Regions from separate parts of the Mus musculus genome. Here all the other regions are linked to region 2. A link is a loop called in an ENCODE intact Hi-C map of the cell type or tissue named here. Cell type or tissue: left cerebral cortex. All regions are shown on one strand. Each heading gives the region's core, and the rest is flanking DNA. Links, peaks and the distances in the headings are about the cores only.

The links. Hi-C counts contacts between places; a loop is a spot of excess contacts. Peaks named below come from ENCODE experiments on the same cell type or tissue, not always from the same donor. Only the 100,000 strongest peaks of a DNase experiment are listed, where the experiment ranks them.
Region 1: a loop joins it to region 2, with 7 times the contacts of the local background. A loop is called at or near these places in 2 of 42 quality-filtered maps.
Region 3: it touches region 2 in a loop (5-fold over the local background); 3 of 42 quality-filtered maps call a loop at or near these places.

The regions. Positions count from the first base shown.
Region 1 is chr10:40,840,807-40,848,055 of GRCm38, forward strand. Cdc40 (cell division cycle 40) reads right to left here. Exons shown (of 15, transcript NM_027879.2): 7 at 7,118-7,249; 8 at 6,324-6,398; 9 at 4,155-4,200; 10 at 2,236-2,337; 11 at 894-1,009; 12 at 548-681. Among named protein-coding and RNA genes, the nearest start is that of Cdc40, 39 kb to the right of the region's middle. In left cerebral cortex, for the core only: no CTCF peak of the experiment used is centred there; DNase peaks (open chromatin) are centred at 3,255 and 3,906; H3K27ac peaks cover 2,092 bases.
Region 2 is chr10:40,635,056-40,642,304 of GRCm38, forward strand. It overlaps Ddo (D-aspartate oxidase), which reads left to right. Exons shown (of 5, transcript NM_027442.5): 4 at 2,290-2,466. Among named protein-coding and RNA genes, the nearest start is that of Ddo, 8.7 kb to the left of the region's middle. In left cerebral cortex, for the core only: a CTCF peak has its summit at 4,143; DNase peaks (open chromatin) are centred at 3,455, 3,819, 4,177 and 4,616; H3K27ac peaks cover 2,380 bases.
Region 3 is chr10:40,683,929-40,691,177 of GRCm38, forward strand. All of the region lies in intron 1 of Mettl24 (methyltransferase like 24), which reads left to right. Among named protein-coding and RNA genes, the nearest start is that of Mettl24, 4.3 kb to the left of the region's middle. In left cerebral cortex, for the core only: no CTCF peak of the experiment used is centred there; DNase peaks (open chromatin) are centred at 3,297 and 3,644; H3K27ac peaks cover 1,896 bases.

The sequences.
Region 1 (7,249 bases), core at 1,914-4,413, 200 kb after region 2:
CCACTGGACACATGCGCCAAGCTCCCATGCACATCCATACACATAATAATAAAAGAAGAAAACCATAAAAATAAAAGCAGGGCTGGGGCGCTGAGTCAGCAGTAAGAGCACGGATGCGCTCCCAGACAACCCTGGTTCAACCCCCAGCGCTTGCTCGCTCGCTTGCACAGCCCACAGCTGCGTGTACCCTAGGGGATCTGACACCCTTACACCAATGCACGTGAAATAAGTTATTCATAATTCACTAAAAGAAAAACAATGTGAGGTGTGACAATGTAGCAATTATGGCCACAAAACAACAACAATGACGACAACAACAACAACAGCAGCAGCAAACCAAGTTCAAATCCATGTACTTTTGGGAGAATCTCCAAAGATTGTGAATAATAGTTATAAATGTTTAGATTTCAATTTCCAAATTGTCAGTATTTACATAATTAAAACACTTTGGTTGGAAGACATGAAAATTGCTGCATATTATCAAGCTTCGGCTATAATTTTTTAATTGCTTGTTTCATAAGTCAGATTTCTTCTTATGACAACTCACCATTCCCAAACTCGTAGGCTTTTATCATCAGATGTACTCACGAATCTTCGGTTCTCATCAACAAAAACAATCGTGTTGACAGCCCCCAGATGCCGATCATATTCCTGAACAATCTCTCCACTGCGGATGTCCCACTGTGCAGCAACAAGAGAAGGCACACACAGAGGTAAGAGCGCTCATGAAAACCAGCCAAAGGCACTTCGGAACCTAAAACTCTCACACTCTAAGGTTATGAACTGACTGCTACCTTCTTAGCGCAACCAGAGTGGACCCTCAGAGGGGCAGACATCAACAATCTAAAGCTCACAGACCCCGACAGACAGACACACCAGAAAGACAGACTTACCTGTACGATCTTCTTATCAGACATCCCAGCCACAAAGAGATTTTGCTTATCTTCATCGGGATTGAACTTGACGCAGTAGGGTACTTTGCGGTTTGTAAATCTTGATATACACTGTCCTAGACCAAAGAGTCAAATAAGCAGAAACATAAGCCTGACTTCCTGAGTGTGACAGCGGCGTGAACCTAGTGAGTAGCCCTCACTTACTAACTCTGAGGAAGGGCAGCTTGACTCTTAAAATCACTACATCGGTACTTTCCACAGAGGGCTGGGGAGATGCCTCCGTTGGTAAGAATGTTTTCTGTGCAAGTGTGAGGACTTGTGTTTGAATCACCAGCATCGTATCAACAGTCAGGCATGGCTGTGCATGTCTGTAAACCCAGCGCTGGGGGCAAAGAGACACATGAGCTCTGGGGCTTGCTGGCTAGCCAGTGTTGCAAAACTGGTAAGCTTTCAGTTTAGTGAGAAACCCTACCTCAAGGCAATATAGCGGACAGACACACGGACAGACAAAGACACACACACACACTTTCCCCAAAAGTTATAGAGATAAATCCTAATGACATCACTGCAGTGGGATAGTTTGAGAACAGAACGCACTCCCGGTACAAGCCAAGAGAGCGAGCAGCTCATCGTGTCAAGGTGAGCGATGAGTTGGAAAGAGAGAAAAGATGGTGTGCTTCTATCAACAATGAATTTAAGAACTGGCAAAGGCTCTGTGGTGACGGAGAAGTTACTGTGGCTCCTGGGAATTGGTGCACAGTAGGAAAGGGTGCAAGAACCCTACTGCATGCTGGACTGTTCTATGTCTTGACCTTGGTGGTCTTTAAAACAAATTTGTATAGCTTTGCTATATTAAAAAACATCAATGAACACTTGTGCACTTTTATGCACACCTTAGTGTTGAAGAGCTATAGGAAGGTCACCTTTTAGCCTTGGGGACACTGAAGAAGTGCCTGGTCCACACGGGACCATACTGGACCAATCACATAAAGTAGGAGCTCACATCAACATCAATTTGGGCAATTGGACTAAATCTTGCTTTTGGTCTGTGCAATGCACTGTACTGGGTATGTGGGGGGACAGAGATCGATCAGATGGTACCCAGAACCACCTGATTGAGTCTGTTTGCCCTTCAGGGTTTGCTGTGTAACCATCCAGGTGAGAGGAGTGCGTCCTAGGGAGAGCACTGGTTATACAGATGAGCTCCAGTCTACAAACACGCTGGTGCTGTCAGCTCATTTCCGATGAGAAGCAGTGTTTGCATGTTTGGATGACGCATCATTTCACCAGGGACCACAGAAGTGCACAGCAATGCCAGCTCGGGAGAGTAAGATGCACTCACCTGTCTCGGTGTCCCAGAGTTTAAGGTACCTGTCGTAGGCCGCACTGAGGAACTGGGTTCCTGCAGTGTTGAAGCAGATGTCTCTCACAGCTTTACTGTGACCTGGAGGTGAAGCCAGAAGCTGAGATGAGAGAGAGGAGGAGCTGCAGCACAAGGGAAGCTAGACAGAGCCCTCAAGGAAGCCCCCCACAACGAGGCTGGGGAGGAGCCACTTTTATTCCTTTAAGGTGTTCTGCAGGTGGGTGAGCCGCACAACGCTTTGGTAAGAACTGAGAGAAAAGGTCTGTTTTTGTTTTTAATTTGTCCTGGCATCTTTTTAATATGCAGTACACACACTGATGACTACCCAGCCAAGGATTTACTGAGACCTGAAGTTCTAATGAGGCTTGGGAGGGAGGCGCACTGTCAGTTTCCTCAGTGTGCTGGGAGGAAAAGCAGAGATCCAAACCCGAGATCAGGGAGTGCAGCCCTCCTTCAGGTACTGCGGACTTCAGTGATCTCATTACTTCATTTCACAGAAATGAGTTCAAAACTATAGTGTTAGCTGTATTTTCTAAAAGATGTTATTCTGAACCGAAATTAATTTCAGGGCACTGATCACAATCCATCTTCCACAGTTCTGAGGAAAGTAAAATGCACTTAAACCAAGGCAGAAATTCCCATCTTTTCTCTATGACCAGGAAACAAATAATCTCACAAAATGTACACTGCTCAAACTGTCAACCCCGGGCTGTCTCCTGGAACCACCCCTAGCACAGCACTCCTGTCAGGCAGCAGACACCAGGGCAATACGCATGGCAACCAGGAGACCCTCCGCACAGCAGCTAGAACTCCAGTTCCCTCTGAAGAATGTCCTGGCAGGAAAGGTGAGGCCAATGGAGATCAAATGCACTGTGTCTGCGGGGCATTTGATTCCCCTGGAGACAGCTAATGGTTTCCCTGGAAGTCTCGTGTGCTGGTGTGGTATCTTGGTATCTATTTGCACAGAGTACCCACACACAGGCAGCACAGCATGGGAGAACAGACTCCCACTTTCATCTAAAAACAGAGCCACTGTGATCCACAGCCCTTCAATGTGATACAGTTAAATTTGGAAAAAGTAACAAGAAGCGACAAGGACATAGACAGCCTTGCCAGAGAGGCCACTGGCACACCCGTCCTTCCTTAGTTCCTGTCTTACCTTCAGGGAGCTTTCTCAATCACGGTTCTCACTTCTGCTGCTAGCTCCTGACCTGGCTTTAAAGCTTCGCCTAAGGCTACTACTTACAGGACAGCTTCACTAGCCGCTCAGACTCAGCAAGTCCAACCTCAGGTCCCCCTCCCCCCTCCCCTTGCTAAACAGCTACCTGGGGGTCACCGAGGGTTTCTGCTCTGTGCCATTCACATCCTGTTACCGAACTCATTACATTTTCTCTTTTCACCATTTCAACAGAGACTAATAAAATAACTGTGTGGTTTCTTTTCTTCCTTCTAGGCTTGTCTATCAGAGTATCTTCCAGACTGCCACATAATCTTTGTTCTCTTCCAATCGCATTACTTTCTAGTAAGGGCTGTTAAAAATGGCTCTTCAGTGCCATTACAGGACGCAGCCTCTTTCATTAGTGGCATGATGATTCTCCATACTCTGCCTCCCTTCTATTTTTAACCACATTTGTCCCTCCCCTATACCCTGGCAGATCGTTACCTCACGCACGCAGTCCCTAGCGCAGCACACAATCTCACGGCGCTCACTCAGCCTCCACCTCTCTCCCTTCCTCGCCCTCCTTGCCTGTCTAGAGAGATTGACTCCTTCCCGGCTCAGCTCAGCCTGTACATACTCTCCTTTACATCAGGGCAGTAAAATTACTGCTGCTGATGCTATTTTTCTTGCAAAAGCATTCCTAAACAGATTTATAGGCAGTGAGAAAAAGAAATATTACCAATAAATGTTCTCAGACAGCGCCGGTCTCCATAAACTTCCCATAGCTGGAGAAAATAAAAAACACATGAAAATATTAATGTTTTCTTTATGGTGTTAGAAACTGGACCTTGTGTACACTAAGAATGCGCTCTGCCCCTGAGCAAAGCTCTAGACCCGGGATATCAAGCTTAACACAAGTTTTTTTGTTTTTTTTTTTTTTATCAAATAACAACAGTCATTTGCTAGCTATGTGTGTGTACACATCTTTGTGGGTGGAGTGGATTTAATTACTAAACCCGGCCTAGTTTGCCAGTCTGTGTTACACAGCTGGGACGCAGTTATGTACAAGCATATTCTTTACACTCGAGGAGATTTTTACAGCAAAGCCTCAAGACAATTTAGCTACACATGCAGTTTATCTGGGACCTTCATTTTCTTACCATTTTTTTCCTCTATATTTTGTGTATTCTTCTATGAGGAACAGTTTTTACTTTTTGTAACAAACTAATTTTTAAAGCAATTAAATATTATTAGAACTGCTGCCATGTACCAGTTTAATATTGAAAAGTGTCTTTAAAAATATTTTCTGGGTAACATGTATAGACTCTATGGTTCACAATCTAATCATATCTAAAGCAGATGAATACAAAGGTTTCAAAGCTATGCCCGCTTGCCTCCCTCACATTCATCCCTGACAGCGTTGCTGGTGCTCTAAGACAGACAGCACTTCTGAGCACCCAATGCTAACTAGACAGAGGTCTCAGTTCTGCCCATGCCAGGCAAGGCCCTCTGGGACCTGCTCCCTTGCCTAGGACTGCAGTCGGTTTTTCCTCATATACTTTCTGCTCTGACAGCCACAGAGCTGCTGTCCTTCCAGCACCCATGCTGACTGGGCTCCTCTCCCGGCCCCACGCCCCTTCCTTGGCCTTCCTGTCAGCAAGCTTCTCCAAGGACAGAACCTGCCCCTGTGCCTGCCTGGCTTCCGGTGATTTACATCAAGATGATCGTTCCCAGGGACAGTCTGAATTTCAAACCTTTGATATTATAATCCCTCTGCATATAGTAGTTTCCAAATTAATATCCATAGATGTCCGCTATATTCAACTTTATGTTTTGTTCCTTGACCCTAGGGAAGATTGTAAACTTAATGGATAAAGTTAAAGTTAGAGAAAATTAGAAATTTTCTGAGAAACCATTTTAATCAGAGACAAATCATTTCTGTCACAAATGCCTGAAATGGCTGCTCCTATTAAAAGCAACGGCTTGCCGGGCGTGGTGGCACATGCCTTTAATCCCAGCACTTGGGAGGCAGAGGCAGGTAGATTTCTGAGTTCGAGGCCAGCCTGGTCTACAGAGTGAGTTCCAGGACAGCCAGGACTGCACAGAGAAACCCTGTCTCGAAAAAACCAAAAAAAAAAAAAAAAAAAAACCAACCAAACAAACAAACAAAAAAAGCAGCGGCTTTATATACTGATAGTATTCATCAATATTTAAAAAGGATAAAGCCTTAATGATCTGATCTTCCAAGCCACAAGAATACTATAGGATTGGTATTTATTGAGCCACCACAATGATCTGGACATAGAAGAGACACAATGATACTAACTATTCTTTAAAACTTAAGGTTTCAAAGACGCTCTGTTCATATCAGGTTGACAAGAGAGATAGCTCGCTTCCCTGCCTCACTATGTCTGGGAGGAAGGTTCAGATGGCGCTCGCTTCCTGAGAGCACCAAGAACAGAGACGGCTAAGGGCACTGCTGGTTGGTGTCCCAGTGTTCAAAAGGAAAGGATAAAAGAAATTATACTGTCTACTCTCTAGGTGTGGGGTTTTCATCATAGTCTCTTCTTCCTCAGCCAGTCTGAGGAACAAACACTCAGTTACATATCCATAACCTCCATAAAAAATGCATTATTCCTGATTCAATATTTATGTGCCCAATGCCAAAGCGATTGGATTACATCCTAATCAGCTGTCTGAGCTTTAAAAAGAGTCTAGCCAATTGGACCACAGAGCCATGTCGGAATCTACAAGTTTGGAAGCAGTCCATCAATAGCTACATCCATAGGGCTTAATAGAAAATAATTAGCCTCTAATTGCCTAACAACCACAAATTTATTTATGATTAACCAAACAGACTTAACCAAAGCACTGGCTCTGCAGCATTCTCAGGGTGAAGGGAACTCACCTTAATTTTACAGTCCATGGAGCAAGACAGCAACAAATGTCCAGAAAGAGGAAAGAGCCTGACGGCGCTGACACCCTGAAAAAAGGCATCACATTTTCAAACCGAAGCACCCAAGAGACAGTAGATCACAAGCAACCTGATTTGCTATTTTTCTTTATTCCAACCATCATGTTCTAGACTAGCCTTCATCAGGGTTGTATGAGGTCTTCTCTCGACACTATAAGCTAGGGAAGGCCTCAGATTCTCACTTCCTCATGCTGAGACAGTCAAATGGCTCCATGGCCCATTTCTTTCCCTTTTCTGTAGTTCCCTGTTCTTGGCAAAGATGTGGAAATTAACAGCTGGAACGGTGCAGATGACAAAATATATCAGCCTCTAACATTTGTAAATATCTCACTCTGCATTATTTTAAACTTTACCTTGGATTTGACAGCAAGGAACATCTACTCTTTGACATGTAATAACCCGGGAACCAGAGCAACGTGACCAAGGCTAAGCAGCAGACTCGGTACCATCTGCCCATTACGCACTGTGTGGTGCCAAGAGGAAGCAGATGGCAGCAGGAAAGGGACAAGCAACAGTCTGGGGGATGGATACTGACCCATAAACTTACAGCATGGCCAACCTGGATGGCCTTGAAGACTGGAAGCTGCAAAGCCTGCCTCACATTTATCGTGACTCTGATGCTCCTACTCTGCCTGCCTGCCTGCCTGCCTGCCTGCCCTGTGTCAGCAGCTGAAGCTCTGAACTGGCTTCTCTTTGACTTGCATAATGACAACACTCAACTGCCTTACCTTTGTGTGTCCAGACCACACGTGAATTTGTTTTTTGGGAAGGTAACATTTTTCAGGTGGCACAGATGACCGTAGATTAACACCAACATCCTGAGGTATGTGAAGGTAGGACCTGCCTTGATAGTCATACAT
Region 2 (7,249 bases), core at 3,201-5,700:
CTCATAGTTGCTCAGTCCCACACAGCAAGCAGGCGAAGGAGCGATATAGCGCGACTCCCTTCTTCCAATGTCCTTATATGGTCTCCAGCAGAAGGTGTAGCCCAGATTAAAGGTGTGTGCCACCACACCTTTAATCCCAGATGGCCTTGAACTCGAAGAGCTCCCTGTCTTCAAGATCTCCATACCAAGATCCAGGTCAGAAACTTCTATCTCCCAGCAGATTAGGGTCACTGGTGAGCCTTCCAATTCTGGATTGTAGCTCATTCCAAATATAGTCAAGTTGACAACCAGGAATAGCCACTACACTTAATAAATATGTGTTAAGTGAATTTTGCAGAAGACAGACACAGTCCTGTCCTCAAGTGATTGTGGCCTATGGGGAATGTCCCAAATCTTATTAATTACAAATGAAGCATCAGTTACCAAAGGCTGGAGTACAAAGAGCTATGGAAAAATATACAGAGAGAAGACACTTGCTTTAAAGACTCATCAGAAGCCACGTAAGAAAAAGTGATTCTCATGAGACCCTCAAGAGGAGTGTAAATTCATGCAGATTGGAGCTCAGAGGAGACAGGTCCAGGAAAAAAGAAAGGCACACACACACTGACCTGTCTCATGTGACTGTGGTGTATTGGAGAACTCAAACAAATCCATGGTATTGAACACAATGAGGTAACTGTTCAGATTTGCATTGCAAAGGCATTTTATCTGCAGTGGAGAGACTAAACTGTGGAGAGAGGTGATAGTAGGATACATTGATAGTGAGCAGACAGATTAGTAAACTGCTTAAGAGGAGACTAGATGAGTTCAATAGTTAAGCCAAACCAGAGGCAGGGAGATCTCTGTGAGTTTGAGGCCAGTCTGGTCTGTCAGGGAGACACTGTATCCAAAAAAAAAAAAAAAAAAAAAAAGTGTTAATGATGTGGGGAGCTAAGGATCAAGGAGGGCTCTTCTGGGCACCTGGCAAGATAATTAACATTTTAGACCTGGGCCCTGTTGGAGGTGACATGAGGTGACATGTGGAGGAGGGCCTCAGAACCCAGGAAGGGTTTGCACATTGACAAGGAAAAAGACTTGCCCTGCCCAAGCCATACTTCCTCCTTCTCAGGGTCTCCTCTCTGAGTAAACTGGTGTACTTAAGAGACACAAACTCCGGGATGTCAGCAGCCACGTCTTTAACATTCAGATTGAGTCTTGCTTAGAGCAGGGACAGTGGTCAATTGCTGACAGAAACAGCCCAGGATTTAGCAAGTCCCCAGGCATGGAGCAGCTCCAGGCAGCCGGTTGCAAGCTTTTTTTTTTTTTTTAATCTAAAGTTTTGTTCTTTTTGTTGTTAATTCTTTGAAAGTTTCAGGCAATGCCCTCTGTGGTACCAGCTTCTTGCTAATGACCAACAGTACTGGTGACCCTCCACCCCAGCTGCGCTGTGGCCCCAGTACCCCCTCCATAGTCTCCTCTTGGTGACCCCTTACTTTATGACCTAGAACTTGACTTAAAAGTCACATGCCTGTTTCCTTCCATTATCCAGATTTGGTGATGCATATCTTTAATCCCAGCACTCTTGTTAGTTTCAGGCCAGCCAAAGTTTCATGGGGAGATCCTGTCTCAAAAACAAACAAAATCCTACTAAATAAGATATCATGTTCAAAACCAAGGCTATGCTTTGGATTCCTTGCCTTTGCCTTTTCTCCTTCATGTGAAGAGTTGTGCAAAAACATTAAAAACTTTTCCTCTAAAATACACAGTCTCATTTAAATAGTGGAAATCATGGAAAAACATTTCAGAAAAAAAAAGTCTAGTTTGTTTTGTTTTATTTTGTTTGGTTTCTCTGTGCAATCCTGGCTATTCTGGAACTCACTCTGCAGACCAGGCTGACCTCGAACTCACAGAGATCCACCTGCCTCTGCCTCCCAAGTGCAAGGCACGGACCACCACTGCCTGGCCTAATAAGTACAAAATTTTAAAAGGCATACTATTTATTTTTATTTTTCTGTCATGCTGGGGGTTAAACATCTGACCTGTTGAGTGCTAGTTAGGATTTATTCACCGAGTAAAGTCCCAGCCTTGAGAGTGCTTTATAAACACCCGACGCCTTCAGCTGTGAACGTCTGAAATCTAGCTACTCACTTATCAGAGAATGGAGGGATTCCGCTGTCCCTCTTTGTGTTTATAGGAAGTAAAGTTTTTAAATGCCTTATTGAGTTGTATTTGAATGGAGTTTAGGGAGTTAATGAAAAACACACAACTTCACCAAAACGTAAGGCGCACTTTCTACCTCTGGTGCTTCAGTTGGCAGATATTCCGCAGCGTCCCCGCTGAAGAAGTGCCTTTCTGGGCTGATGTGGTGCTGGGATTTCGAAAGATGACAGAGGCTGAGCTGAAGCGGTTCCCTCAGTATGTGTTTGGCCAGGCTTTTACAACCCTGAAGTGCGAGACTTCTGCCTACCTCCCGTGGCTGGAGAGAAGGTTAGTTGAAATGTCTCTGTGTTTTGTCCTGTTTGACATGGTGATAAATTATTGTACAGCCTCCTAGCTCACGCAGCAGACTCTCTGGGACTTTCTTGTAAGGTCTTGCTGCTCACAAAGGGCCAGGGGTCTATGAACGCATCTGGAGAGTGTTTGCCAGGCAGGGACTAAATCCTTAGCACACTCGTGATAACTTGGTGTCTCATTCATCGCCATTCCCTCAGAGCAAAACCAGTTACTAAAATCTTAGTTTCCTCAGTTAATAAAAAAAATTAAAAAAAGGAGGCATTCGGATAATACAGACCTTTAGTTCTTATGATTGGAAAAATCTTATATTGATCGTGAATTATTGTTTAATCTTTTTCTCATCTTCAGTAAAAATAGCTTCACTGTTTATTGTTGCTAATGTGTGATGGGTGAGAACATTAAAACTGAGAACCTTTCGGAGGCCTGTACTTTACACCTTCAGCCTTTGACAGTTCATTTTGGCTTGGCTTCCGCACATCCTGTGTCCAGCTTGTTAGGAGTCACAGCGAGAGTGTTTTCGTTTGCGACACACCAACAAATCTCTGGCTGATTTTCTTAGCCATTGCATGATGTTTGCGGGGGGGGGGGGGGTCGGGATGGGTGGGGTTGTTAAATATAAGCGCTGTCAGTCCCCAAAGCCGGATGTGATGCAAAGAACCCGAATCTAAAATGTTTGGGACCGGAGGCATTTTGAAATTAGTTTTCTTTTTGTTTTGTTTTTTAGTATAACTAACGAGCCTGGCATCTGGCCAGATGACCAATAGGGGATGGCGTGGGTTACCTGCCCCCTTTTCTTTCATAAAAGGCATTGTGGGACAGAGCAGGGCCTCATAGCAGCCCAAGGGGAGGCCTTCAGGCTGGAGGGAGGTGGGGCAGTGAAGGAATTGGACATCTGGGGCTCACTCTGTGGGCTGGGCAGGCCCAGATGGGCAGTCACACAATCCCTGCTGCTTCTCACACTTGGGCCTGTTCTGTCGCCTCCTACGCCTCTCCCCCACAGTGTGAGCACTCGGTCTTCTGTGTCCTGATTCAAAAGGGAACATTCCTCTCAGTGAGCTTTGGAGCAGTGTCTTCAAAACCCAGAAAAAGCCTATTATTTTATTACAACTTAAATCGTTCATTCGTTTCCAAAACCAGCAAAGGTCATCATACCCTTCTCAAAAATTGCCTAAACAACCCGATACTCAAAAGCCCTCAGAGGCTTAATCACCCATACAGGTAATATTTTATATCTTGGGACAGTAAAGTCACACACTTGGCTGTGTTTTTTTTTTTTTTTTCCTTGCCATCCCAGGAAATGAATCACAGAGACAAGAAGTCTCCTGCCAGGCAGCCTACTTAAATACATTATTCTGAAGGGAGCAGAGTCACCCTGCATTTGACGGCATCTAGAAGGCCTGGTGCTTCCTATCCGCGCTGGAGGCCTGTAATTTAGACCAGCTGATTGCTTCCAGGATGCCAGGCTTTACCCTGTGGCCCACACAGATCACACCGCTGACCTCCCTGCCCACGCTGTTGGCTTTTCTGCTGTTTTTCTGGGCGGGCATTGAATCCCTGAGACTTCCTCACATTCTTTGTGTTCTTCTCCCTGCCTGACACCGGTGATTTCCTAGATTATATAGAAATACACACCTACCCTGCACGTCGCCTAGGGGGCAGGCTGTCCCAGCTTTATGCTTGACCAACTTGCAAGGGCCTTTTCTTGTGTGTGGAGCAGACTCCTGTGCCCCTCTGGCTCAGCCCACACTGGGCCTACTGGAGCATAGCCTGTCTGAAGCATCCCTTAGGGACCGCCACCCCAGCCTATCTTCTGTCCTCCAGTGTCCGTTAGAGGAATATGAGACCGCACAGGCTGCAGACACAGTTGAACGTGCTCACTGTTGTTTTTCCCCGGGTGTAAGCAAGGACGAATTGAGAGAACACTGTAAAAGGCAGAAAGAGGCTGGTGCCTGCTTTTCCTGGCACTGGCGGTAAGCTTTGTAAGGAACAGATGCAGGGTGGGTGCAGTGGCCTCTGCAGGTTTATTAAGGCCTTCGTCTGCTCGGAGGCATCTTCCTGGCTGTATCTTCCTCGCCACCGCTTCTGTGAAGTTAAGGGAGTGTGACTGTTTCCCTTTCAGGCCTGCCTGCCTACAGAACCCCTGGGCCACGCCCATACACCCTCCGTGGAGGGTCCAAAGGACCGGAAGCTGCTTTATACCCGATGTCTGATGTGCTTGGAGTGATTTGTGTGTATTCATGGAGTCGGCCAGGCTGGGGTGGACGGACACTCCCAGAGGGTATAGCAGCAGCTCATTGTCAGAGAGACAGTGATGGCGTCAAGACGGAATTAGACCATATGCATCTGGCGGCTTTGCCAACCTAAAATACATTTTAAAGCTCTAACTCTGGAGCAATGTCAGGCTATGAAGAAACCAGTCTCTAAGACTTGCCAACTGAGACTTTAAACTAGGCTTCTTCTTGTTTCTGAACAAACTGACTGAACATAAGTGACTTTTTGTTTTGTTGTTTTTAAATCTCTGATGAGAAGGTGCTGTTCTTTGGGTTGAGATCTGCGAGTTAGCTTTAAAGCTGACTAACAGTGCACATGCAGAGAGCAGTCCTAACACAACTCGCACAAGTTCGCATCGTCCTTGAGTCCCACCCGGCCATCCTTAGCTCTCTCTTCATCCTCAGTGTGGCTGTTTCTCACCTCTCCACTTCAAACCTGTTTTCCTATGATGCCTAAAAACTCATTCTGATTGACTTTAGAGACTCCTAACAAGGTTGCCTCTATTCATTCTCGAGTGAGAGGAGACCTAACTCCATACCAAGAGAGATGTTTTCCTTCAGATACTGAATGGTTGGGCCAGAGCTCCTGGCAGCTCTAATAAGCCATGTTTGGCCCCATTCTCCACAAGCCAATTAAACAATGGTGAAAAGCAAAGTGGAGCAAACAAACCAACAAAAAGGAGTGTTATTCAGTCTAGCCACATTGTTAACAAAATCCAGTCCACCCTCCAGAACCACACCCACCATCAGGTTTAAAGAGAGGGGAGAGGTATGTGTCACTGAAGCGCTCCGGTCAGGGTGTGGTCTGGGTACCACGCTGTGTCCAGCCGCAGTCTTTTCTGCACATGGTCTAACAAGTTGTCAGGACTGCCTGAATCTCTTTCCAGGAGACACTCAGCCTCTAACACTGGGGTTCAGCCTTCCTCTCTCAGCATGAGATTCCTGGGGGAAAATGGGGTCCATTTTCAACAGTCTGATAGCTAAAGCAAGGGGACAAACGTCTCTCAATTATCTTCGCTCCTACCGGGATCCATTCCACATTCAGCTCTGAGCCCCAATTCCAGGCAGCCTTGCTCGGCCTCCAGCCTCCTCCATTCTATTGGGATGGATGCTCTCATCCTCTGAGGTAGGATGCACCGCTGCCTGAGTGTTGTGTCTGGCCAGCAGATCACAACCTGGGTTCTAGCCTGGAAAGGCATTTTGGAAACCTGGAAGAGAAGAGGGGTTGGGCTGCGCGACATAAGGAAGGAACCAAGACAAAGCTCTCTGCTCAAGGTTCAATTTTTACTATTTCAGCACTCAGTTATAAAGGAAGGGGGAGGTGCCCAATTCCCGCCAAATAATCTTGGAATCCAGTAGCAGGGTGATCACGTGATGGTTTCGGAACAGCAAAGCGGCAGGTTCCAGCAGTAGGCGTGGCAGAAAGATTGAGCGGGAAGCTCCATCCCTGAGCAAGCAGGTTTCAGGCTGGGGGAGGGGAGACTACACCTGAGAAGCCGGCTGGGCATGGGCAAGGTACCAGCCTCCTTCCTCTCCTCTAGCTGCAGAAGTCCTGGGCAAGTAGTCTTCAGGGACATAGCCCCAAGTCTTTTACCTTGTCTCTGACATTGACTTAATCTGCAAAAGGAGTTTTCACCTTATAGCTTAGCAATGCAGGGGCTTACTTGGGTAACATTCTCAAAATAAGGTATAGTCTGTCTCAAAGGAATGTTTGCCAGCTTAGAAACCACATAAAATTTAAATGATTTTCAAATGTCTACTGTTCTTCCTTTTCTCTTCATCAAGTTCCTATTTAAAAATTAGAATGTGTCTCATAGGTTGGTCCAGGTGAGTGGGTTCCAGGGCACGGTCGGGCAGTGCTGTGGGGTGAACTTGCCCTCTGCACTGATCTGTTCCCTCCACCCTGCCCTGCTCTCCCATCCAGAGCTCTCTGCTCCCTCCTGCCAGTCCTCACTACAATATTTCTCCAACAGAGCCCCTCCTTCTGCCTCAGTGCCCTGAGCCAATACAGCTCCCTTTTCCTCATGGGTTCTCAGCCATGGCATGCTCCCTCTACAGGATGGGCTCTCCCTCAGTTGCCAAAGGCCCAGAGGGAACTAGTTGAGTGTTTTTACAGCCCTAGCTTCTGTAATAGCAGCTTCATATAGATAATGATGGGTGGGCAGCATCATGCATGCCCATTCAGACAGCCCGGGCTGACCTGCCTCTGGACATGGACAGCAAGTCTCCTCCATCCAGTCCAAAAGGACTCGGCACAACAAGCCTGGCCAGGCCTTCCAAAATCCCAGCCATCCGCCACCTGGCTCCTCTCCCGTAACATGTTGGACTTTTATCATAGCTCCCAGCGAGGGCTGTTGAAATAGAAAAGAACATTTGCGTTTATTGAATCCTCTCATAGACCTAACTACTCTTTGAGCGGGCCACTCACTTATCCCTGGGCTATTAAGGAAACAAGTTCAGTGAATTTAAGAAAATTACATGAACCC
Region 3 (7,249 bases), core at 1,802-4,301, 47 kb after region 2:
CCCATTTCAGCAAGGGAGGGGGCGCTGAAAGGGAAGGAGGCATGGCTTGCCATTGTGTTTTCCCCACCCAGGCCTGGACAAAACCGGATGGGTAGACACTATGAAAGGCTCATCCAGGTGATGGTCAAGATCTGCCTTCCAGTAGCATCCAGACACCGCCCCCTTCACCCACTCCGACCCCAGAGTCCCTACCCAGCAGTGGGAACTGGCACCGGGTGAGAAGCCAAACCCATAGCACCACTTAGTGGGAAATAATCGGATGCTCCAGGGCCAGATCCTTGCCTTGTTAACTTCCCGCACTTCATTGAGTAGGTCAGTTTAAACCTCTGGTTGTTGAAGCCTCACCTTACACCTTCTTTTGGGAGCTCTGTGGTACCTAGGACTGAAAAGATTAGGAATTGGATATATGAGCTTGCCACATCCTTACACCTGCCACTCTTGCTTCCAACTGCGGTGCCATCCTCCGAAGCAAGGCTGGCTGTGCTGCCTGGAGTCGGGTTTTTCTTGATGGCATCTGAGCACCCAGCCCCCACCTGCGAGCTGGCCCCTGCATTTACCAGCCTGCTCTTCCTTTGGCTCCTCTACTCTAACACCCCCACTACTTTCAGTGATTTTCTTCCCCCACTTTTATATGCCCTGCGCTCAGTCTTCCCACATGGCATTGCTTAACAGGCAATTCTCTTATGTTCTGGGACGCACACAGCTCTTTTTTCTGTCTCCGAAATGCACCTCCTATATAAAGACTTAGCTAGTTACTCTAAAAGAGACACCTCCTTCTCACTGTGTCCATGCAGTTCCCATGATGCTGTGCTAAGCTTTCAAAACCCTTGCCAAGGGCTTCCACTGGATGCTGGGTCAAGTGCTGCCAGCACAAACTGAATTCAAAGTGTCTGGGGCTCAGGAAAGTCATACAATTTGATTCAGGCCTTGAACCTATGAAGAAAGATCAAAAAGTGAACAAAGGAGACATTTGAACTGAGATTTGATATTTTTTTTAAGAGTCTGGCCTCCTTTGTTCCTCTGTGGACACCCTTGAACACTCTGTCTTTGATAATCTCCCCTTTCTGAGTGATTCTCCACAACTTTTGTTTCTGCTGTCTCCTGTTTAAGGAGACCTAAGGGGTTGTCTTCCAGGTTATTGGTGACTAGAGCCTGCCTCACAGTGTTTAGGTTTGGAATGCATAGAATCAGGGGGTCACTGGGGGTGTTTGTGGGAAGTTCACCTCTGTCCCCTGTGGGATGCTGGAACAGAGATCAGTCTGAAAATGGCAGGCAGGTGGTAGCTATGGAGGTGGCGAGATGTAGCAAACATGGGGAATGTTGGAAAGTTACGGGGAGAAGCAGCTATCTTGGTTTATCTCTGTTATCTGTTTATCTTTGGTAGATTACAGATAGAATGTGCTGACCCCAGATAACTTTCAAATATCTTTTAGTGATTCAGTTGGAAATGCCAAATAGACATTCAGACACATTGATCTGGGGCTTAGAGGCAATGTCCAGGCTGAAGTAGCAATTTGGGGCTATTGCTCGCAAGTAGCATTAAAACTATGAGATGGTATGAGGTCAACTGGGGGTGAGTGTGACTTACAGGACAGGAGTCTGAGTACTGGGGTTCAGTCATTACAATTAAATTAAAAAGAAGATGAAAGGAAAATGTTAGTGTCTAGCATGCTAGAAACACAATGTAACAACTTTTATTTTCTCTAAGTTGTCTGAAGCGTTAGCTGCTCCTCAAGTGTAAACTGTTACAGAGTATTTACATTCTTTTGCCATATCCCGGTCCTGCTCTGCGCTCCAACCTGCATCTTGTCAATCTTCTGCCCATTCCTACTTCAGACACTTAGGTCAAGGTTCACTGAGAACCCACTCCTATCTCCATGCCGATCTCTCTGCAGCCTGTGATGGCAACGGACAGCAATGCCTTCTGTGAGTTTGAGTTGCTTTGTTCCTGCGGAGACCTGAGAATCCATTTCAGATGGGATGCTTTGTCTGAACAAAGTATTCTCCGTTGGGAGGGATTTCATTTCCCATGGTTACCATGGTAAACTCCGGAGACACTAACATGTGAAAGGTGGATACAGCTACTTCTTGAGTTTCTAAATGTCTTTATAAAAAGTAAGGCTTATCACTATTGTAAAAAAATTGTTATTAGCCTCTCATGGGAACATTTGCCTTACTTAGATTATCTTCTCCATAGTTAGTAACTTATTTTATATGAGATTTTTGAAATTATAAATTTATAATGAAATTATAAATTTACAAATATATTTTATATATAAGCTATATATTTCATATATAAATATATGTAATTACAATTATAAGATTATAAACTTTACTTACTTCATAGTAAGCATTCTTATACTCATTATGAGAATATTTATCTCATCTCACTAAGTTCCTAAACAGGATTTTGGATTTGTTTCACTTTGCCAGTCTTTCACAGCTGAGTTAAAATATTCCTCAAAACTGGAAAGGGCAGTTACTCCATCTGTGTTCTGATTTATGGGGATGGAGTTCACCATCTTATATCCTGGGATAAACTTTGTTTCTTTTGAGCCACACAAAGCAAGGTATAATTTAAGGTGATGCACCATTAATAAAAGGAAATAGAATTTGGAATTTACCCATGGAACTTTTATGTATTTTAACTTTATTATTTTATTTTAATTGCTTGAGAATACCGATCAACAGTTTCACAAGATTTTCGGTTCCTTTGCCCTGGGAGGCTTCCACATGGGTAAAGAAGAACAGATTTCATTCCGTGAGCAGCTTTCTGGGTGATTGATGAGTGCTTGTGTGAAACACTTACCTGGGTTGCAGAGTGTTTCTTGCCACCAAGCTTTTGTTGCAGGAGTGAGAGGTACAACCATTCAGCAATTATATTACCACCTTATATGCTGCTCTTAATGGAAACAATCTGGAGATACATGCATACGTGCACACACACAGAGAGAGAAAGAGAAAGACAGACAGATACAGAGACGGACACACATACACACACAGAAAGACAGACACACAGATAGACAGACAGACAGACAGACACACACACACACACACACACACACAGAGAGAGAGAGAGAGAGAGAGAGAGAGAGAGAGAGAGAGGATAGTCCTCCTGTAATTCGCTCTCTCTTCCCGCATCCCCCTTTGCCAGGCTATATAGAGCTAGCTCTAAATATGAAGTCCTGTGTATAAAGAGTTCTACTCTGTGAGCACTGGGAGGTGGGGACAGATGGAAGATGGTAGGAAGCACTGCCTCTCCTGATCGTGACGATCTTGGAACCTATCCATCCCTGAACATTAACCTGTGAGCATCTCACCAGTGCTCTTAGTCCATAAACTTCCCAGAGTACATATGTGTTGAAACATCCCTTATGTCTGTCTTTACTTTCTGTTTCCTGTATGTGTCTGGGGTTAGCTGTTGTTCTCTTTCTTAAATAGGCATCTATGGTTCCTATGGATGAAGTTCTTTTGTGGGGGAGGCTTTTTTACATAATATTTATGTGGTCACTATGATATAGGCTTCTTATGCACTCTTGGGGTGCACGTGGTACCCCTTACAGGTCAGAAGTCCACCTACAAGGAAGCAGCTTTTTAACCCCTAGGCCTTACTTGTTCTGGTGATACTTAACCGAGGACCAGGCTGCCAGAAGAAATGTCTTTTCAGAGCTATGTCACTTGACATTTAATATCCTGGCAAGAAAAGTGACTTGTGAGTCACTAAGCTACAGAACCCAGCAATGTGCTGCTGACTTGTCTGGTATGCTACAGATCCTTTGGAATAGTGTGCTTGCATGAATGTCTTAGTGTGTGAATGCATAGGGGTGTGTGTGTGTGTGTGTGTGTGTGTGTGTGTGTGTGTGTGTGTGTATGTGTGCATGTGTGGGTTTGTGTGTGTGCCTACATACATACATGTGTGTGCATGTTTGTGTGTGTGTTTACATGTTTCATGTGCATTCTTGTGTGTACATGTATGCATATGCGTGTGCCTGCATACATACATGTGTGTGCATGTGTACATGTTTGTGTGTGTGCTTACATGTTTCATGTGGATTCTTGTGTGTGCATATATGCATATGCATGTGCCTGCATATATACATGTGTGTGCATGTGTGCATGTGTGTGTTTGTATGTATGTGCCTACATATATGCATGTGCATGCATGGATGTGCTTAGGTGTGTGTGTGTGTGTAGGGGAAACTGTTTCCTCTTCTGACCAAATGGCAAATGTAGTCTGGCTTCTTGCCCTTCTCTTAGTTCTCTAACTCTGTAGTTGTCATCGAGAAGATGGGGAACTGGCATGTGTGCCCTCCAGGTCTACCCAATTGTCTTAAGAGCCCTTCTTGTTTTCAGACTCCTTGCAGGAGAGACACAGAGAGAAGACATAGTCCTGTGATTTGCTTTCTCCTCCCCTTTGCCGAGCTCTGTAGAACTAGCTCTAAATATGAAGTCTCCTTGCACATGCAGAGTTCTAATCTGTGAGCACCGGGAGATGAGAACGGATGACAGATGGTGCGTAAGCACTGCCTCTTCTGATTGTAACAATCTTGGAGCTCAGCAGTCATGTCCAGCCCCTCCGGTTGTGCATATGTACCCATACTTCTGACGTGCAGGGATCAGCATGAGTCAGCCCTCACCCACTTCCCACAGAAAGCTGAACATTTCCATTTGAAACAAAGTCAGTAGAGAGTCTGTGGGTGTAAAACAGCAGTTGCTTAGTTTCATTACAAAAAGTGGGTTTTTATTACAATTTTGATGTGCCTTAAGGGCTCTGCTTCTACCCAAACCCTACAGTTAATTTCTTGGAGTGTGTTCTGTGGGCAGAGGACTGCTAATGGAGGCCCTATTGTTTTTCAACAACCAGAGGTGGGGATTTGGGGTTTTTGTGTATAGTCTGCACAGTCCATTTTCTCTAAAGAGAAAAATCACCTGCTAGTTTTCTCGAATGGAATTGGTTTTCCTTTTTCAGTCTGTGAAGAGAATCAGGGCCTCATCATTAAATTGAAGACTGGCAAGGGTGGAGGGCCCTTGTGTTTTTCCATCTGTACAATGATACCTTTGCAGGCCTTCTGCCTCTGAGAAGTTGGGCTCTTTGTTCTCTCATACAGGGGAAGTAACAGGAGCCTGCTTCATTTACCATGAAGTCTCAGCACAGCAATCTGCCAGCAGAGATAAGCGTCTTTTTAAACAGCACCTGGGCCCTCTGGATATGTCACAATGGACCCATTAGTGTCCTGTGGAGCTTTCTGATAAAGAAGGGTGGGAAAATTTACTCTCCAACAAGCATTTTTATCCCAATCAAGTGATTGAAAGAAAATTGAGTTTTAGAAGCCTTACAATCCAGGGGCATGTGTAATTTAAAATAATAGCAAGCTAGCCTGTTAGTTACCCTGAAGGTAAATATAGCCAATGAATTTGAATCACATAGCATTTTTTTTCTCTAGTAGTGGAAACTGAACTCATACCTGCTAGTGCTCTACCTCTGAGCCCTACCTTCACTATAATGCAAATGTCTTTAGATGGGATATCCAGTGGGATCCAGCACTAAGCCCTGTAGAAAAGTTTTGATGCAGGTCACATTGAGTGACCTGGGTCTGTGTGATCCAGCTGGAATGCAGACATGCCACATACCTTTAATCCCCCTGATGGAGTACAGACACAGCTTTAGTACACACCATTATGGTAAAATTAGTTTGTAGAAGGAAGCAGCCATGTTTGAAAGTAATGTCTGGTTGAGAGGCAAAGTGACAAATCAGAGAAAGATTTGACCAAATGAATCAGAGACAGGAATTGCCCAACTCTCATGAGACTAGCACAGGAAAAAAAAAAAGCTATTTAAGAGCAATTCAGGGAGAGAGAGTCAGTTGGGAGACAGTGCAGTGCAGTGCAGTGGAGTTGAGTTCATTCTTGAGTTCAGTGCAGGTTAGGAGAGGCAGTTGAAACCAGAGAGTGAGAAGAAGCCAGAAGATTAGAACCAATTACCAGAGTTAGTTTGAGACCAAGCAGGGCAATTCGGTGAGAAGCTGAGAGAAGCCAGATTGAATCAGTCAGTTGGAGAGGAATGCTACCTTCACTTGCCTCTTGGTATTTTGTTCCAAAAGTGAGAAAGCAACAGATATGGGTGAATTACCTGGGGGCAGAAGTAGACACTGGGGAAGATGCTCATAAGGAAGTGTATTTACTCAGGGTAGCACTGCTTTGGGTTTTACAACAAAAACAAGAACAATTACAAATCACCCAGTTTTTGTTTTTTAATATTTGTTTATTTATTTATTTAATGTATTGCGTACACTGTAGCTGTCTTCAGGCACACTAGAAGGGGGTATCAGACCCCATTACAGATGGTTATGACCCACTGCGTGGTTGCTGGGAATTGAACTCAGGACCTCTGGAAGAACAGTCAGTGCTCTTAACCGCTGAGCCATCTCCCCAGCCCCAGTTTTTGGTTTTTAAATAAGAAAATTGCACTCTTGCCTGATTTAAAACAAACAGAGAGAAGAATTAAAGAAGCCTGTTGGGGAAAGCTGGTGAATCCTCACTGAGCCGGAGGGGAGGAAGAGCTCAGTCCTTCCCTTTGGAGGAGGGGGCTGTTCAGAAAACTCCAGTTTTCAGAGTCTACTGTCCTCATTTCTGAAGGGTCAACAGAAGGTGGCTTTCCTTGCTCTACCCTGGGACTAGCTCCCTAATGTCCACTTTGAATTGGCCAGCTCTGACCACTTGCTTTAAACACACCACAGGGTCATCTCCTGTCCTGAAAGCCATTCTTAGAGTAAGGGAAACTGTCACTAAGTCACAGGCTCTAAACAGCTAAGTCCTTACTGCTCCCTAACCACTTGGAATATTTTTTTTGTTCTCCTCCTTAGACTTTTGTTTTCTCACAGTTTATATGATTTTGATTGACCCATTTTGGAAATCTTGGGCCCAAGTCCTAGAAATAGGTTATTACTTTTGTTTTGCTTTGCTTTTACTAGTCCCAGACCCTGTCCTGTACGTGTGAGTTTATATGGTAATGTAGGTGTCTACTTTTATCTCATAATTATTTACCTGTTAATTGTATCTTTGGGGTGTAGGCATTGTTTGTCCCCATGTGGAGACCAGGGGTTGATATTAGATATCCTGCTTCATTGCTTTGCTATTTTTAAAATAAAGATGTATTTATTTTTAATTCCTGTGTATGAGTGTTTTGCCTGTATGTACATATGTACCATGTGCAGGTCTCGTGCCAGAGGACGCTGACAGAATGCATTGG